2 separate regions of the Homo sapiens genome follow, and region 2 is linked to region 1. A link is a loop called in an ENCODE intact Hi-C map of the cell type or tissue named here. Cell type or tissue: heart right ventricle. All regions are shown on one strand. Each heading gives the region's core, and the rest is flanking DNA. Links, peaks and the distances in the headings are about the cores only. Region 1 holds the start of LOC105378839 (a long non-coding RNA gene). Region 2 has its middle 150 kb from the start of PKN2.

Region 1 (8,737 bases), core at 247-8,246:
GGCCGGCCGGTTGGCAGCTCCGAGTGCGGGGCCCGCCAAGCCCACGCCCATCCGGAACTCTAGCTGGCCTGCAAGCGCGGCGCGCAGCCCCAGTTCCCGCCCGTGCCTCTCTCCACACCTCCGGGCAAGCTGAGGGAGCAGGCTCCGCCCTCAACCAGACCAGAGAGGGGCCCCCACAGCGCAGTGGCGGGCTGAAGGGTTCCCCGAGCATGGCCAGAGCGGACACTGAGTCCGAGGAGGCACCAAGAGCGAGCGAGCGCTGCAAGGGCTGCCAGAACGCTGTCACCTCTCAATAGGAAAAAAGTAAGAGTAGAATTTAGAATTGCAAGCTTTTCTTTTGATTCATTTTCTTTATGGTTTTCCAGTTAGAGGGAAGGGTAAATAACAGGGCAGATACAGGGGTTTTGACACTTGCTTTTAGCGGGTGGTAAATAAATCCTGGGAAATCCTGAACAAATCGGGGAAGATAAATAATTTGTGCTTTAGCTTGGGAGGAGCATAGATGGCAAAATTACCACGAAAAAGGACGAATAACCAGTAGGGGAAAATCTTTACTCGTTTAAAGTGTCTGTATATCCATAAATTATTCTTTAAATGGCTTGTGGGTATCCTACTTAAATATTGCCTTCTTTAGTTTATATGCTAATTTCTTAATCATTTCTGAGTAGTTTAATAAAATTTTCCGTTTCTGTAAGAAAAGTTTAATTGAATGGGAAAACATAATAGTTGTAGATAATTATGACTAGGGGAAACTTGCTATTTGGACCATGAGCTCACAACAAAGACATCATTATTCATTAGAGATAAATTATTTGTGAGGAAATAACTCTCGATTATGTGCAAATTCAGTCTATAAACAAACCGAACATCATAGGATATGAGTAGTTTCATTTGCCAGATTACCAACAATTTCTGCCTGATGCTCTGTGTAAGATGAGCTGGCATCTAACTCTCCTTTAACGATCTTTGAATTTTTTAAGAATCAGACAATGGTTTATGATGTGTGTTGTCACCATCAGTTAATCATGGTATCCAGTCAACCAGAACACCATATTTTGTACCCATGCAGAATTCAGCTAGATTTCAGGCTCCATGAGTACAGCTTTTGCAAGTGATGAAGACCCACACGGCATCCCAGAACCCAGGGTTTCAGAAACATTGTTGCAAAATTTACCTGCTGAGAGAGCATTAGGTCCTTGCCCAAACTGGTTAGTCTTATTTAAAAACAAAACAAACAAATTAAAAAAAGAGAAAAAAACCCAAGGAGTTGGCAATAAAAACGTACTTACTTTTCCATCACTTTAATGGTAGCCAGGAATAATTAGAACAAAGCATGACTGTTCAATTAGCTTTCAAGACTGACCAATTGAACTAAAATTTATTTTTATTACATTTGGGTAGCGTAGACCTTTCCAAATGTGGCTGTTTTCAAGTAACAACAAAGATCATTCCTTTCTTTTATAAAAGTTAATAAGCTGAGGAACACCGCAGAACACATTCTTATTTTATGCATTAGGGGGATTTGAAATGGAAATCAACAATTCTCAGAGTTTCTCTTCGGAGCCCTTCCCAATGACCAATTCCAAATCCTAACTAGGAAAGTGGCATATTCCATGGGCTTGCACTAGAAGGGGGATAAGAAAGCCTGAATTTTCTCTCCCTGGCATTGAACTGCTAGGTGACATTGGGTGGCATACTTCTACATCTAGGGTCTGACTGGTTTTAGGACACTCTCTGAGCAGATGAAGCACCGTTGACACGCATCAGGCCCTGGCATTCTCATCATGCCCTGGGATGAAACTCTCACAACGGCCTACATTTCACCTTGACTGCAGCCATTCCTTGTGTCTCTCCGTCCTTCCAGTAGTTCATTCTCACGAGACAGTTTATCACCCTTTATTCCTCAGAAGTGTTGCACATAAACAATCTTCCGGATACCAATTCTCTCATAGGCCCTTCTTCACGTTCTGTCCTTTGGTCTGTCTACAAACACTCCCAGGGACTTTTTCTTTCTTCTCATGGTATAATTTTGACCCCATGTTTAAGATCTTAAAAGCCACTTACTTTCTCTCCACAGTCCTTATTTTGCCAGAGTCGTCTTCTGCACAACCTCTGCCGTTCCCCTGGCTTCCCTATTACCATCAGGCTCTTGCTCTTTGAAACTCGTTCTATCACCTGGATTTATCATTTCGAACCGTTCCCACATTCTATTCATTTTCCTGGAATGTTGCTGTTGAGTCCTGTTCCCATTTCCTTCCTTTGCTCTCCATAAGAGGCTGGAGGTGGGGAGAGACCACAGGTCTGGAAAGAAAGACCTGGAAGATGGTGGTAGACCCATGTGAGAGTGGGCAGTTAATTAATTTTTCAGTCTCTGTTTTTTTCCCACATAAAGTGCGGGGGTTCCTATTTCTTTGTACTTAGGAGAGTCAGGGAAACACAAAGTGATTGTTACACTAGAGACACTAACCACAACACAAGCCATTTGCTTAGCAAAAACAAGAAAATCACAGGTTTATTTGATGACATGGCAATGCGAAAGATGGAATTTGGGGCTATCAGCCTAAGTAACTAACAGAGAGAGGCTGTCTAAAAGGAAATTACATTTATTTGGGAACAGAGCATTGGAATGGGAATACACATGCCATAGTAAACTACAGGCATGCAGGGAGGTAAAGAAAGACAAAGGCTTTTAAAGGAAAAATGAGGATTATATCATTGTTTTGAGATAATTATCCTTGGCTATGAAGACCCATAACAATAGCAAGGGTGATGCCAGTCGAAGGTTGGATAGGCAGTCACTGGGCGGATGTTCTTGCTGAAGTATTTTTTGTGTAAGGTTGTAATCATTTTTGAGCAAGGACTGTGGTTTTTGCAGGGTCTTTTGTGATAGTTTTTGTTATCAGGCATTTATGCATGAGAACCTTTTTTTTCATAGCCTTCTGCAGCTATATTTGTCAGGGTTCTTTTAATTAATTAATTAATTAATTTTTTAACACAAGTGACTCCATTTTGTTTCTGACAACTTTCACAGGCTCAGGGCAGCATATTGGCTTTTTTTTTTTTTTTTTTTTTTGACACAGGAACAAGCTCATGGTTTATTAGATTGGATTAAAGCTGGTCGAGTTAAGTAGATTCAACTGGACTTCGCCAATGAAGTAAACATGAACTCTCTGCTTTTCCCAACTCAGTAGTGGAATTTTTAAGATACGTTTCACAGATGTCTAGGATCGGTTTCCATTCTGTAATAATGGGAAACAATCATGACCTTTATTTTAAACAAAAACCATTGTGGAGGTGGATCCAGGATGCAAACAAAAATTATGCATCATTTTGCATAGTTGACATGGTGCATTTGAAGCATAAAACATTGCACACACTATAAACAAATGAAAAGCTGGAGTCAGTCCTGTTAGGCCCGGGCTACGATTGATTGCAATCTGAGGGCTGTGAAGTAACAGTCTGGAACTATGGTTTATCAACAATTTCATTTTCCTGAGACAACTTTGTCCTAGAGAGCTGGTAAAGTGCAGCATTTCCATTGGAACAGGATAGTGTGTTTTTCAAAGTATTTTCAGTTTCATCGTCTCAAGTTTGCACTCAGCAAAGTTGCTTTCACAAACTCCTGCTTAAAACGTATATGGGCATAATAGCTTCCAGAGATTTTATTACCCCTAGAGTTAGCCCTGAGAAAAATACACTCGAAAATGTAAGTGGCAAACTGGAAAATGTTATTTTGATTCCAAAAAAAAAAAAAAAGACACAAAATCTGAAATACCCAGCTTACCTTTGTGGGTTGCTTTCTCTTTCCTTTTTTCTTCGAGGGAAGGGAATTGGTGGGGTGGGAAGCATCTTTATTTTTGCCTCCTGTTCTTTTCTGAATAGGCATTTAAAAGTGCATAATAAACTCATCCCTTTCAAGGCCCATCCTTTTTGTGTGATGGGGAGAAAGGAGGAGGAGGAGGGCCTGCGCTTTTACAGCGCCATTCCCCATTTCTCCAAGAGTGGCTGCTCGTGTGGGCTTCCCCGGCACCTCTCACCTCCTTTCCTGAAAAGAAAGTCCCAACTGCCCAGAATCCCAGACTCATCTAAGCGCGGGGGCACGCAGCCGACTGGCATTTGAGTCACCCACCACCTTCCCCAGCCGGCCAGCTAATTGTTTTGTCAGTTTATTCGGCGTCAAAGAAGTGAGCCCGGCCTGGTGGCGCATCCTGGGCCTCTCGCCATCGAGGCTCATCCTGGGCCTCCAGCCACCAAGGCGCGGGCCGGGAGCCCCGGCTGGAGATCAGGGGTGCCAGGGGCGCTGGGCGGCCGTCGCCCCGCTCGCGGCCCCGACGAAAGGCAGCGGCGAAGTGGTTAAGGAGCGAGCGCGCTGCTGCGGGGCGCGGGCGGGCCGGGCGGAGGCGCGCTCCGGCTGAGCGGCGCCCGCGGCAGCCCCAGCGGCAGCTGCGGCGAGAGGAGCGCGGGCGGCGCGGGGAGCGGGCAGGACGCGCCCAGAGACACGCAGAGAAAGGGCAGCGCCGCCGCCTGCTGCAGTCCTCGGCGCGGTTAATCACGCGCTCCCCTCTCGGTGCTGATTTGCAAGAGCAGATTAATCAGAGAGCGCGGCTTGATGAAATTTGCTGTTATTGTGCCCATTTTTAGCAACATCTTTTATTATCTTCATTATTCATTTACAGGGGACCGGCATCAATTATGCAAATGAGTTCACAGACTTTGCAGATTACTTCATTTGCCGCTATTGTTTGTGGAAATTTAATTATTAAATATTATTAAGCTTGCGTTTTCTTCAATTTTCCAAGGCTTAGTTTCATTTGATTTTTCCTCCAGCTGCTCTTCTTTCCTTTCAGTGCCAAAACAGCTCCTCATCAAAGCGGCTCTGGCATGTGAAGACCAAATAAAATCTCCTCAATTTAATAATTTTGATGTTAGTCCCTTGTTCTCAGCTGCTTGCTCAAAGCAATGCAGAGAGGAACGCAGAGCACATTCAATTTAATGAGCAGAAATTGAATTCAAGTTTGTTCGGAATTGACTTCAATTAAGCAGAGTCTTAATGATAAATTAATCTCTTTTCTTTATTCCCCAGAATTTGTTTTTCAAAGTAGGAAATTGGACTACATTGAAAGACCAAATAAAGAATACCAATTTTAACTAGATCATGGAACTGATAGCAAAATTTAATTCTTTATAGTAACGTTCTTGGACAAATAGCATTCTTTCTATGGCGTGTATTATAATTTATATTCATTGTTACCACTTACACTTACATGGCGTGGATAAAATGGCAGTTGAATTAAATATGGGCTTGTAATAGACTTCAGAGTTTTAATCTTTATTAAGAAACTCTAATTGAATGCATAATTAACTTTTCAGGCTTTAGGAAATTCGGTTTAATATCTATGTGAGCTGAAAACATTGATCAGGAATTTTCAAGCAATTTTTATGAATTTATTTTTGAGGAGAAATTATCAGGCTTACATAAAATGGCATTTTAAGCTGAATAGCAAGAATCCGAGAGGCGAGGAATTAGGTTCATCCTGTGTTGTTACAGACACCCAACCAGGGCTTCCTTGGAACCAGGGCCAACAATGGTAATTTTAAGTTCCTTTTATTAAAACCTCTAATGTTCCTCCAGGCCACCAAATCTATTATTCCTGTCCAGACCCTGCTGAAAATCAAACTCGCAGCTACTGGGGGATTTTAATGAGGGCGTCCATATTGATTGTTTGGTTACACTGTTTGGGTTTGCTGCCACTGTCAAAAATGTACCTGACATTTTTTTCACCTGAATCATGGATCATCTTTTCTGGAACATGCCGAGCATAATTCTCCATGCTCCAGTCTGCAAAGCACTCTATCTGCATATGCCAAATGTTATTATTGCAGTTCCTTCAGGAGTGACCTTAGAAGATGTTTGTTCCAAAGAACTTCAAGCTGTTCACTGTGGTATATTCATAGTCACAAATTTAAAATACATCAGTGAGAGAAAATACATTTAGGCTGTGTACTGTTTCCCAGAGTGCATGGGTTCCCTCTGCCTGCTTCCTGCTCCTTTCACATACTTGTTCTATTACTCTTGGCCACTCAGACATAGTGTGTGCAAATTCGACTTTGCTGTGAATTTTAAATTGAAATGCATGTGATGGAGATTATCTTCCTTGTTTGACAGTACAGTATCGTTATTCCCAGTACTTTCAGAGTCTACCTGCTCTATGTTAGAATTAAAGACTTATATAATAATAGAATTTAAAAATGGACAGGGCTCTTAAAAATCACCTGGTTCAACTCCTGTGTTGTATAGATGGTTTTATAGATGAGGAAACCGAGGTCCATGAATGTTATGTAATTTTCCCAAGGCCACAGAGTCAGCCAGAGACAGAGAGAGCTCTAAAACTTGCAGGTATACTAACTTCTGGACCAAGGAATTCTTTTTCACTATTCAAATTTTCCACTCCAAGTTATGTAGTGACATCTTTGAGTAAGTAGAAACTAGTTTAAAACAGACAGGAATTAATTTATTGTCTTGTTCAAACTGGGAAATATATGGATTAAAGTGCATAAAAGCACACACAAATGCGGTAAGCCTATTTATCTGCGTCTCAGACAATTGGGAAGCCTAAATAAACGGGATTGTTTTGTGCTCTGCTTTAGTGAGAGAGGAACAAATGAAAAGTTAATAGGCTAATATCAGAGTGTTTTTAAATAAAAAAAGCCAGAAACACTATAGTGCTATATGCTCTGTACATATGAAGTTGTATCTTTAATGGTGGGGGTTGGCAACATTTTAAATTACTATTTTCAGTATTTTTTTATCCCACCCCCACTGAGATGTGGGTATCCCAAACCCCTTTCGTTTCATTGCAATCTTTCATTTGTTTAACCTTAATGGGCTGAGAGCACCAGACAATTTGCTAGATGTTGAAAATATAAAGACTGATAAGTCTGGTAAGGAGGTTACAGTGTAGCTAGTGGGGGAAAACACTTATTATTGTATGAAATAATTATTGTATGAAATAGCAAATGTTCTAATGTGTGCACAGAGCACTGAAGGGCCACACTGGGGGTATCTAAGGCAGACCAGGAAACCTAGGAAAAACTTCTCCATGCAGTGATTCCTTGAGCCCTGCCTCCAAAGGCAGCTTACCAAAGTGAAGAAGGCGGTGGTAGCATGGGGTAGGGTGGATGCAAGGAAGGCTTCACCAGGTAGGAGGAAAACCCTGTGGATGGATGGCTGAAGTTTTGTGCCAGGAAATGTTGGGCAGTTGAATTACAAGGCCGAGGGTCAGGAGACCCTTAAGTCTTTTTTGTATTAAGGATAAGTCATTTAACCTTTCAGTTTGGAGGGCCTGTCTAAGTAGCTTCACTGAGTACAGATATTCCTTGAATCATGGTTATCTCATTTTCATCGCTTATTAACTAATATATTAGTTATTGCTTAGTACTTCAGCAGTTGTTAGCTGGAATGTAAAGGAGGTTAGAGGAATTTGGAGGATGGAATGGGGACAGGAAATGGGAGGACGAAAAGAGAATGAGGAATGAAGACACTGATGAAGGTGGGAAGGAGGTTCCTGAAATAAACTGTCTATCCCGAGCTTTGTCTAGAATTTGAAACCTTGGTTTGTTAAAATCATCTCTGCCCCTTCTGTTCACTGATAATGGCTAGAATTTTACAACTTCTACCTCAGAAACACTATATAGTAAGAATTTGTAAAGTTTGTAATGAACGACTCTGTAAGAGCTCAATGCCCCAATGAAATCAAAACAGATAAAGTTGTATATTATGTCTTGTTGGAGTATCGTACTAATTTTTTAAGAATCAGCCTTCAATTTTTTGGTGAGCAGAGTTGCTCAGTTAATTAGATCATTGAATTAATCAGAATACTGCATTTCCCCACCATTCTAAATAAATTAGCTTACTAAGTCTATTTTCTTACTTTCAGACCTATAAAATTGAGTTTTCAATCCTCTGTGTAGGAAAACTAAGGTAAATATTAAAGTAGCATACATAAAATCATTACAGATAAAACCAATGATATTTTCTTCCAATTAAGATAAAAAATTTCAGACACAGTTACATAATTTCAATGATAAGAGTTCATCGCGTTAAAAAATCGGTTTAAAGAATATGTTAAAGGAAGTATTAGAAAATTGAAAGTCTTAAGAGACGTGATATCACTTGAGAGTGAAGGTTATGTTTATTATTTATGCGTGATTCAATTCAGAGAGACTGATTTAAAGATCTGCTCGAGCTTCGGTTAAGGGTAAAAGAGTAAGGATTTTCTTCTGCACCTGTCACCTTAAGCTGAATGAAAACAACTGCTTGGAAAAGTTCTAAGTGTGTGTAAGGGCAACTTGCGTCCGAAATTATGGGGCTTTCAGATGGCCAGTGAATCTGGTGTAATGTTAGAACCCCCACTGATGGACGTTAGCCGGGGACCCTGATGAGAGAACATCTCTTCATTACTTTTCTTCTGAGGACTTCAGCAGTTGTCTTGTCAGTCTTGACCAATACACGTTTTCTGCCTTATTTATCAACTTTGCAACCCCAAATCCATCCACTGGGTTCTCTTGTCTTTGTGTTTGCATCTCTTACAGGTTCCTCTTGAAAGATCTCTCAGTTTGAGGCAATGTAAGTGCTATTTGGACTTTGTGTCTCTTTTCTTTCTGTGATAATCTAACTGCTTTGCGACTTATTCTTGTAGAATAAAACAGCTTTTCTAAACCCAGCATTCTTTACTGT
Region 2 (8,737 bases), core at 274-8,273, 70 kb before region 1:
TTTCCTTTGTGCTTTGAGCAAATCTTATTCATAGCTCCTTATTGCCCATTTGCTGAAGATGATCAATTTAAGAACGTATTTAATTATACATTGGAACAGGGACTTTCAAAAGTTCATAAGTATGTACATTATCCATGCCAATATATAAATAATTGCAAGTTAAATATTTTCACTTTTTGTGGCATCATAATCCTTTATATAATAATTTAAGCAAAATAATCCCACTGAGTTCTTTGGTCAATAATTTGTCTAAGATAGTGGACTTTTTTTTTACTACCTGCCAATGTGAACAGGTTCCAGGTATTTGAGATCTGTCATATCTTTGCTTGAAACATTTTGAATACCAACTCCAAAAACTCGACATTAATAAAACATTAAAGTTCCAACTTATGCCCATAAAAGTCAAGAAATACAGAGTTAAGGTCGACCCAGGTCTCTTAACTCTGTTCTCCTGCATGCATGCATGGGTGATGGGGCAGCAGTGTGAACTGTTGCTTAAATCAGTCTTCCTGCATAATCTGAAAATGTAATTGAATTAGTGTATAAAGTATTTACATACCCTGCAGTAGAGAGCCCCACACACTATATTATCCACATCCCCTCTCAGGGCCCTCATTTTAACTCCTCACTGCAGTGTTCCTGCGAGGCTTCCTCAAACATTCAGAAATTGGACTTGCAAATACAATTTCCTTTCTTTTATGAGGCTTCAAGATGAGTGATGCACACTCAGCTTTCCTAGTTGCTTTCAGCTCCTGGCCAGGCACATAGAGTTTGGGTAACATTCTTCCTTTTGGTTAATATCCTCAGGGTTTGCTAGGTATTAGACAATGTCATTCTGTGGCTAAGGATTATTTTATGCTCTAATTCAACCAGATGCAGGACTGCTTGCCATCTTAATATGAAAATTAAAAACATCAGATTGAATTTAGAAACATAGTCGTATAGCAGACTTTGGCTTCAGGTAGATCTGTGTTCCCACTGGGTCCTTACTCTGCCACATACGTTAGTTAAGCTTTCCAAATCGCTGTTTTTTTCCTCTGTAAGATGGGGATAATAATCATCCTCAAGATTTTTTTTGATTCAATGAGAGTGTGAGACTTTAAAGAGAAATGTGCATAAAGTGCTTGGTATATAGTAAGCACGTAATAAATGTTTGCTGTTATTATTAGCACTCATTTTGGTAGGAAATAATAACATATTGCTTCAATTCATTTTTTTTCTTTCATCTGTCATAGAGAATGGGACAGGGGCCTTCAGTAGAATTTGAATGTTCAGAAATGTTAAAAATGAATTTGAACAGTAACCATAAAAAGAATGCTCATCCTCATCCATAGTTCAAGAAATGTGCAGAAATATCATTTTTCATCATTCAGATTGGCAAAGATGAAAAAGAATGGTAATATCCAGTGCTGAGTATGGAAAAAATAGGCTTTCTCATACACTGTTATAGTACTAGTGAACTAGTGTGCCATTTTAAAAGGCAGTCTGGCAATGAGTATAAAAATTTAAAACATGCATCTTGACTCAGCAATTCTACTCTTAGAAATTTATCTTAAGAAAATAATCAAGTAAGTGTTCAAGAATAGTCATGAAAGTCCTACAGAAAGTTGGAAAGAGCTTAAATGTTAATATGGGACTGTTAAACTGTAGTGCAGACAATGGAATACTATAAAACCATTAAAAATGAATGATTTTTACATGTGTGATAGGTTGAAATGAGTAGTCATAAAATGTAGGGCAGACACTTGAAATGGTTCCTGTTTTTTTTTTTGTTTTTTGTTTTTGTTTTTGTTTTTACCTTAATAACTGTTGCCACTGCTCTATGTAGAATGCCCTTTCTTTCTGAGAAGTGGGTTTCCTTAACCATATCTCAGTCTTTTTGCAGAACTTTAGAGTCACTTTTGGTTATTTAAATAGTTTGATTTAGTTTATTGAGACCCAGGGCCAGCTTCATGGGTGTGTGATCTGTGCAGAGTTGCAAAGAGCCCTGTGCTCAGAAGGGCCCCATGCTTGGTTTAATGATTGATTGTCACTATCTTGAAATTCTTAAGAATTTTATCTTTAAAGTCATGTTTTGTAAGTTTAGTCTGATGGGACAATGGCGCATGTGCATGAGCCAAGAAGATACATGCAATATGCATGTCTGCCATTCTTTGCCACCCCATTTGCACATAGCATTTTCGATGTCCGTGGGCACAGAATTCCCATGGACCCACGATGCGTGGGAGGCCAAAGTGAATAAAAGGTAAGGGAGTTCCATCTATTATTCAGCAAATGGGGTCCCTGACAGCCCCAAGAGGCCACTTTGTTCACTCAACCAGAACTTGCTTTGAATAAGAAAGAAGACAACGACATTCTAAGAGACAAGAATGTTCAAGAAACCCTATCATATTCTTTCATACTTGTTGTACTTCTGTGTATTTGGCAAGCACTTATGCTGAAAACGATGACAAAGAAGTAAAGGGTAAGAAAGGCAACATATAATTACTTTTTCTTTAAATCTTACTTTACTCATCAGTAAGCTGAAGGTAGGAAGCGTTGTAGAAGATGCACATATCAGAAAGTGAATTGAAAACAGTCGAGTTCTGCTACGACTGAAATACATGTGCATGCATGAACTACAAAATATCAATTGTAATTGTAGTGATTCCACATATGAATTAAAAGGTTCATATTTGGATTTAAAAACAACATAATGATGAATGGTAAAGTTCATGCTAATAAGTCAAATTTAGATTTTTTCTTTACATTACATAACAAAAAAATACCATGGTAAGTTGAAGAAGAGGCTGCAGAAAGATGGAAAGAGCTTTATATTTTAGTAGACTTAGCATCTTTTTTTTTTTTTTTTACTGCCTTTGAACAAGAAGCCCCATATTTTCCTTTTGCACTGGGCCCCACAGATTATGTAGCTGGCCCTGATGCCAAAGATGAAAGAAGAAAATGTATTGGGGACACTTGATGTTTTTGCTTATCAGCATTCATTCACCCTTCCTTTAATAGTCCCTGATTTTCTGCAGGCTTCCCCTATGAGTGAGTTTTTTAGAAAGGAGTTGACTTGACAGCTGGCTCTACGGGTGCCGTGAGACTCAAACCTGGCCAATCAGAATATTTCATTTTCCTGGTCATATTGATTGGTTAGAACCATGTTTGGTCTATACAAATCATAAGACTTGTATAAGAATTAGCAGGAAGGGATTCTCTGCCTTTTGTTGCTGGAATGTAATTCAAAGGGCTGTGAGCCTGGAGCTGCTGGAGGTTACCATGTGGAGTCTGAGAATGGCCCAGGTGAGAGATGGATAGAAACCAAGTCCTGGTGGTACCATTTGAGTCTGGATCAACCTATGCCTGAAGTTAGCTAGATGTACACCTGGAGTTAGTTATGTGAGATCTTTTATGTTCAAGCTAGTTTGAGTTAGATTTTGTCACTTGAAACAAAATAAGTCTGATGCAGCATGCTATATGCTCTCATTAAGGTTTGTGTAGAACAGATATCTCCAAAAGTACATGCAAAATGGCTAAGAGTGAATATCCTGGTCAGGGAAGATTATGAAAAGGACTTTCATTTATTGCTTTGTACTGTTTTCTGGTGTTAGATTTCATAAAGCAGATATTTATTACTCTAAATCCAGCAAAAGCAATAAACATGTTTCTAACTTGGGGGAAAATCAGTGATGCTTAATCTTTAAAAAAATTTTATTGTGGTAAAAATACATAATATGAAATTTATGATCTTAACTATTTTTAAGTATATAGTTCAGTGGTATTAAGTATGTTCACATTTTGCAAAACAGCATGATACTTAATCTTAATGTAATAATTTCCCAGATGGACACAAAACAGATGTCTTAAAGTAGATGCTTACTAGAATTGTTTAGTAATGGGAGCCAGTATTCTGATGCCACCGTTTTTGCAGAATGACATGGGCATGCAGAATAGCCCTGGAGTCATAATATAGGCCTTTCACCAGCAATTTCACTGGTTGGTGCCATGTAATTATACTGCAGAATACAGCAAATAGAAGATTAATGAGTTTGGCCTTACTAACCACCTAAAGGTGAAAATTTTAATTCTCAAAGTAGGCAATCTTTCGTCTTACTGTGTTCTAATGCATGTATATGTGAATAGAAGAAGAAAATTTGGGTTCACAGCAGTATCAAAAATAGGGCATTGAGAACACAGAAAAGTAGTAAAATCAGTCTAAAGTTAGAGCAACCTCACGGAAAGCATTCAAAGAACCTTGCAGAGCACATTTTCACTAGTCCAGGGTCCTGCTTGATGAAATGGCTGTACCATTTCCTTGAAGATATCTAGTGTCAGTGTTTTATGTGCGTCACTGTGCTTAGGGTTCGAGCAGACACCAGCAATGTCAGGAGGGGCTGGGGGCCAGGATATTGTTCTGTCAGCCCTCCACCCAGAGATGTGTTGGGTCACTCTCAACCTGGTACCCAGTGGGCTGGTCTCTAGCACAGGATCCCATAAACTTGCTAACCCTTGTGTCCATGATCTCAGCTGTCCTTCACTTCCCTGCCTAGATACTCCTCTTCCCCTGAACAGAAAACATGCATAGTCATCTTCTCCAGCTGATTGTTTAATACAGGCCAATTTGTTTTCAGTGTTCTCACAATGAGGTTTTGAATGGACTGTTTCAATCTGACACTTTTTTTTGATGTGTATGTATAGAAGCAAAACTGTTGTTATTTATTTATATTCACTAGATCAGATGGTTTCTCGGAAACTCGCTCAGACAGGGTGAAACCTGAGGACACTGGCTGAAGTTGAGAGGACAGGGGTGAAGAGGGATCCCCATGAGGCACGAGGAGCAAAGAGTGAGGGTCTGGGACTCTGGAACACAACCTTTGCCACTGCACCATTTCACTAGGGCAGACCTTTGGGATGGATGTGGGTTGTTACAGCACTGGGAGGGGGCAAACACGATTCAGTTATCTCTAAGTTGTTATCGTTGTTGTTCTTGTTATTAAAGTAATGTGGGCATCAAGTAAAATGTTCAGCTGGAACAAAAGAGAATCCAGTGAAAGTAGTTCTCCTTCTCACTTCTAATCCTCCTCTTCTGTCCCCAGAGGGCACCACCCCTGGCTTGTGCATTCTTCAAGATAGCTTGTGCCCAGTTCAATGCCCTGTGTTGTTCTTCACTTTGGTTTTACTTTGGCTTTGACCTATTAAGTAAGGGCCTGAACTGAAATTAGAAGATGACACTCAGCTCTGCATTTTAGCATTCTTTCCTTAGAAAAAGTAATGACTAAAGAAGCATATGCAAGAGCTCGAAAGCTGTCACTCTGAGTACGTTAACTCCTGTACCTGTTTTTCACACTTTCTGTGCCATAAAGCTGAGCAGGTGACTGGTACATTCTCTCTTTGTGCAGTATGTGATATTACCAATTCACTGAAAAACAGACTTCAAACTGCTAAAAAAAAAAAGCTAGCTTTTAATCATCTTGAGATACAAGTTGCAAGGAGGAAGCCTGACATTGCTCATCAATGAGATCAGTAAGCTGGGAAGACAGGTGGCCAGATATGTCTGGTCATTAATGTATACAGTATGATCAGATGTCCTCATAATTGTTATTATTACAGGATCATAAACTTTATAGTAACGGCAAAAGCAAGGTACCTTTGTTTGAAAGGTTAGCCAAAAAAATGAACTGAGCTCATCAATAAAACAGATGCAAGAAGATAAGCATTTATAAGGAATTCTTATGAAAATAAATAAGCAAAGACTTTTTCAATAATGTTCACATTTAAATTAGGAAGTAGGGAAATGAGGTCTTAGTGGATTACTTTAGATTGAATTAAATATTGAAATAAATAATAGTAATGTGGTTCTAATATCTGTAATTAACCAGGCTAGCAATATAGAGTGGCTTTCTCAGATAACACTGTGTATTTGGCTAAATTTCCATGATTTATATTTTACAAATTTAAGCAATGGGAACACATGTAATTCTAAAGTGAAGAATTTAAGTTTTCTACACAAAGCAATAACAATGCATTTTCCTTTAAAAAAAAAAAAGTGTGTCTGTCCACACATGCTCTACACGCTTTGCCCAGAGATAATCAGGAAGAGTAGTTTCAAAAGGATCTTTTTCTTGCTCTAGTGTCAGATCTTAAAATAAGATTTAAGGGCTGGAAAGTCTGATTGAGGGGGACTGAGATGTGATTTCTAGTAGTACCGCTTACCAGAGCATGGAGAACAGAAAATGCTGTTTCTGTGTGTTGGAGGTTAGATGTTTCTGGACAGACATATTTTAATTCAGTCTCTTCTTTTGAAATCAAATATATGCTGTAGCTACCTTGAGATGTGCAGTTGCTTATTACAGTTAATGGATTGTTCATCCTCTTTGTCCTTGAGATAATCCTAAATATGTGCATAAAACTGAGCTCATGCTGCCCATAAAAACCAATCAGCCCAGAGTTGGTCCACAAGGTGTTGAACATTCACTAGAGCAGATGGGAAAGATAATGTTTAATAAAGAGTTAGAGGATTAGGTGGTACGAAACAAGCTAAGAGAAAGGGATAATTTCATTTCAGGTGAACCTCTGTGACATTTCTTGTACCCAAAGATAGATTAAAATGATCCCAGAGCTATGACTTTTGGCTACTTTTTTCCCAGTGCTGGCCCTGCATGCATAGTCAGATTTTGACTCTGCAGGCATCATCACCTGAATCTGTGAATAACTCAAAAGATAGTTTCTCAGGTTTATGAACATGTATGAAGTGAGTCATTCGCAAATGAATATACATATGAGGAAATGACAGAATTCTGCTAAATATGTTTATATTTGAACAACTGATTCATCTGAGCGTGATTTAGAATGGGATGTGCCTAAGTTTATATAAATGACAGTTAAAAAGATAACTGTCACAATGTTTACTGATGAGGTTTCCATTTCTCTTAACGTTTAGAAGTTAAATGAAAAATGGATTGTGGATTATAGCCTGAGCAGATTTGAGCCTAAATGTAATATAACAGCTTGTGGCAAATGGAGGTAGCAGGAGAGTAGAGCCAACTAGCCAAAAATCCCCTGGAAAGGTAAGGTTAGGAGGCCTTTGAAGGCTTAAGTACAACCTCATTTATTTTTCATCATGTTCACTTAATTAAACGTAAGCTGGGGAGGTGGATTGAAGTAGCTGTTTGTGACATGCTGGTCTGGGTTCTGGCATTCATTCAGAGGGTCACGGGTTCAAGTTGTAGCCATGGACCTCAGAAAGCATTTCAGCATGTGACCTGCTGAGGGGCTGGAACATCCAGGGGGTGGGCACATCACTGCTCCTGCTTTGCTTTTGGTACTGGAACCTGAGCCACGCTCTTCGGTATTATTCTGTTTAGTTCACTGTAAAAGTGGCGAGACACTTCTCATTTTAGCTTCTTGCGGTCTCAGCTCTAATAGCCTAGAGGAAGTTGCCAAACAAATGTAACCTCTCCTGTTGGCCCAGCTACTCTACCTGTGTTTGCGGCAGGGCTGGCCATTTGGCAGTGCACTTATTTTCTGCAGAAATGTGCTATGGGAGGTGTTAAGCTGAATTGGGGGATATTTCAAACCATTCCTTAAATAATAGAATTGAAATGTTTTGCGGCTGAAGTGGCCTGGGATGGAAACTTCTGAGCCAAAAGTTAGATCCTGGTTTTACTTGAAGATGTAATGGAGCCCTGGGGTATATGGTTTTCAGGCTTTCTCTATTTGTTAATTTTGGAAATGGACTTTTCACAGTTTTACTTCCCTTTTGTGTTAAGTCTTTGGTTTTGCTTCTACATGCAACTGTGGATAGAAAACTCAGGATTGTTCTTTTCACCTTGATTCTAGTCAATAGGCCCGGAGGCAAAGCAACAACAATATGGCCATTAAGAACCAAAAATAAAGATTAGTTTTATAATATAACCAGTGTCCTTAACATAGTAACAAACATAAAAGAGCAGGATCCATTTGCCTCCCTGTCCTCTGAACCCTTTGCCTCGGTTCTGCTTTCTGGAGCTGCAAATATACATATATTCTCTCTTAAGTTAGAATTTCAAAATATTAAAGAAAAATTTCTCATTTTTTTTCCTAACTTTTCTCATTTCCAGGTGAAACTGAAATCACTCATTCATTCAAAAAGTGTTTACTGAGTAGCTTCAAAGAGCAAATATTAGGTTAGATGCAGTGGGTGATGTAAGGATGATTCAGACAACTATTTCTCATGGACTTTGCTTACTGAGCCATCAACACACGGCCACCTTTTTCTAGATGAAGTATCCCATCATTTGATTCTGGATTGAGAACTCTTTGAGAGCAGAGACGATGGCTTCACCTGAGTATCCCCAGAGCCTGACGTTAGACAAGTAAGTGGATGCTCAATAAATGTTTTCTGACTTTTCTCCGTTATTCTAAAAATGAGGCCCCTAGGTCTGATTTTGGTTTTATTCCATTGACTTGATCAGCACTGAGCACAGTGGAGGCATCATAATGCTTGACTGGATGTGACACAGTGTGTGGGCTCAGAATACCTCTGTGCACATGGACTGCTGTAAGACTGTTTCATAGGTTATTTCATTTAAACTGCCTGGCAATCTTGAGAGGCAGATACTGTTATGGCCAGTTTTCAGATGAGAAAACAGAGGGAGACAAGGGAGTTAACCTGATTCAAAGCATAGGTATTCTCTAATTTTATATTTGGGCCTTTTTTTCATAAGGACCCTAGCTCTGGTTATCTATCATTTTTCTAATTTTGTGCCTGTGC

The links. A loop is a pair of places that touch in the nucleus more often than their neighbours do. Peaks named below come from ENCODE experiments on the same cell type or tissue, not always from the same donor. Only the 100,000 strongest peaks of a DNase experiment are listed, where the experiment ranks them.
Region 2: it touches region 1 in a loop (3-fold over the local background); 9 of 110 quality-filtered maps call a loop at or near these places.

Annotation. Positions count from the first base shown.
Region 1 is chr1:88,458,431-88,467,167 of GRCh38, reverse strand. It overlaps LOC105378839 (a long non-coding RNA gene), which reads right to left and starts at 4,280. Exons shown (of 2, transcript XR_947573.2): 1 at 3,785-4,280; 2 at 1-2,315. RefSeq lists an enhancer at 4,343-6,055. In heart right ventricle, for the core only: a CTCF peak has its summit at 4,520; DNase peaks (open chromatin) are centred at 4,161 and 4,520; H3K4me3 peaks cover 1,633 bases; H3K27ac peaks cover 1,259 bases.
Region 2 is chr1:88,528,438-88,537,174 of GRCh38, reverse strand. No RefSeq gene overlaps it. Among named protein-coding and RNA genes, the nearest start is that of PKN2, 150 kb to the left of the region's middle. In heart right ventricle, for the core only: no CTCF peak of the experiment used is centred there; no DNase peak of the experiment used is centred there.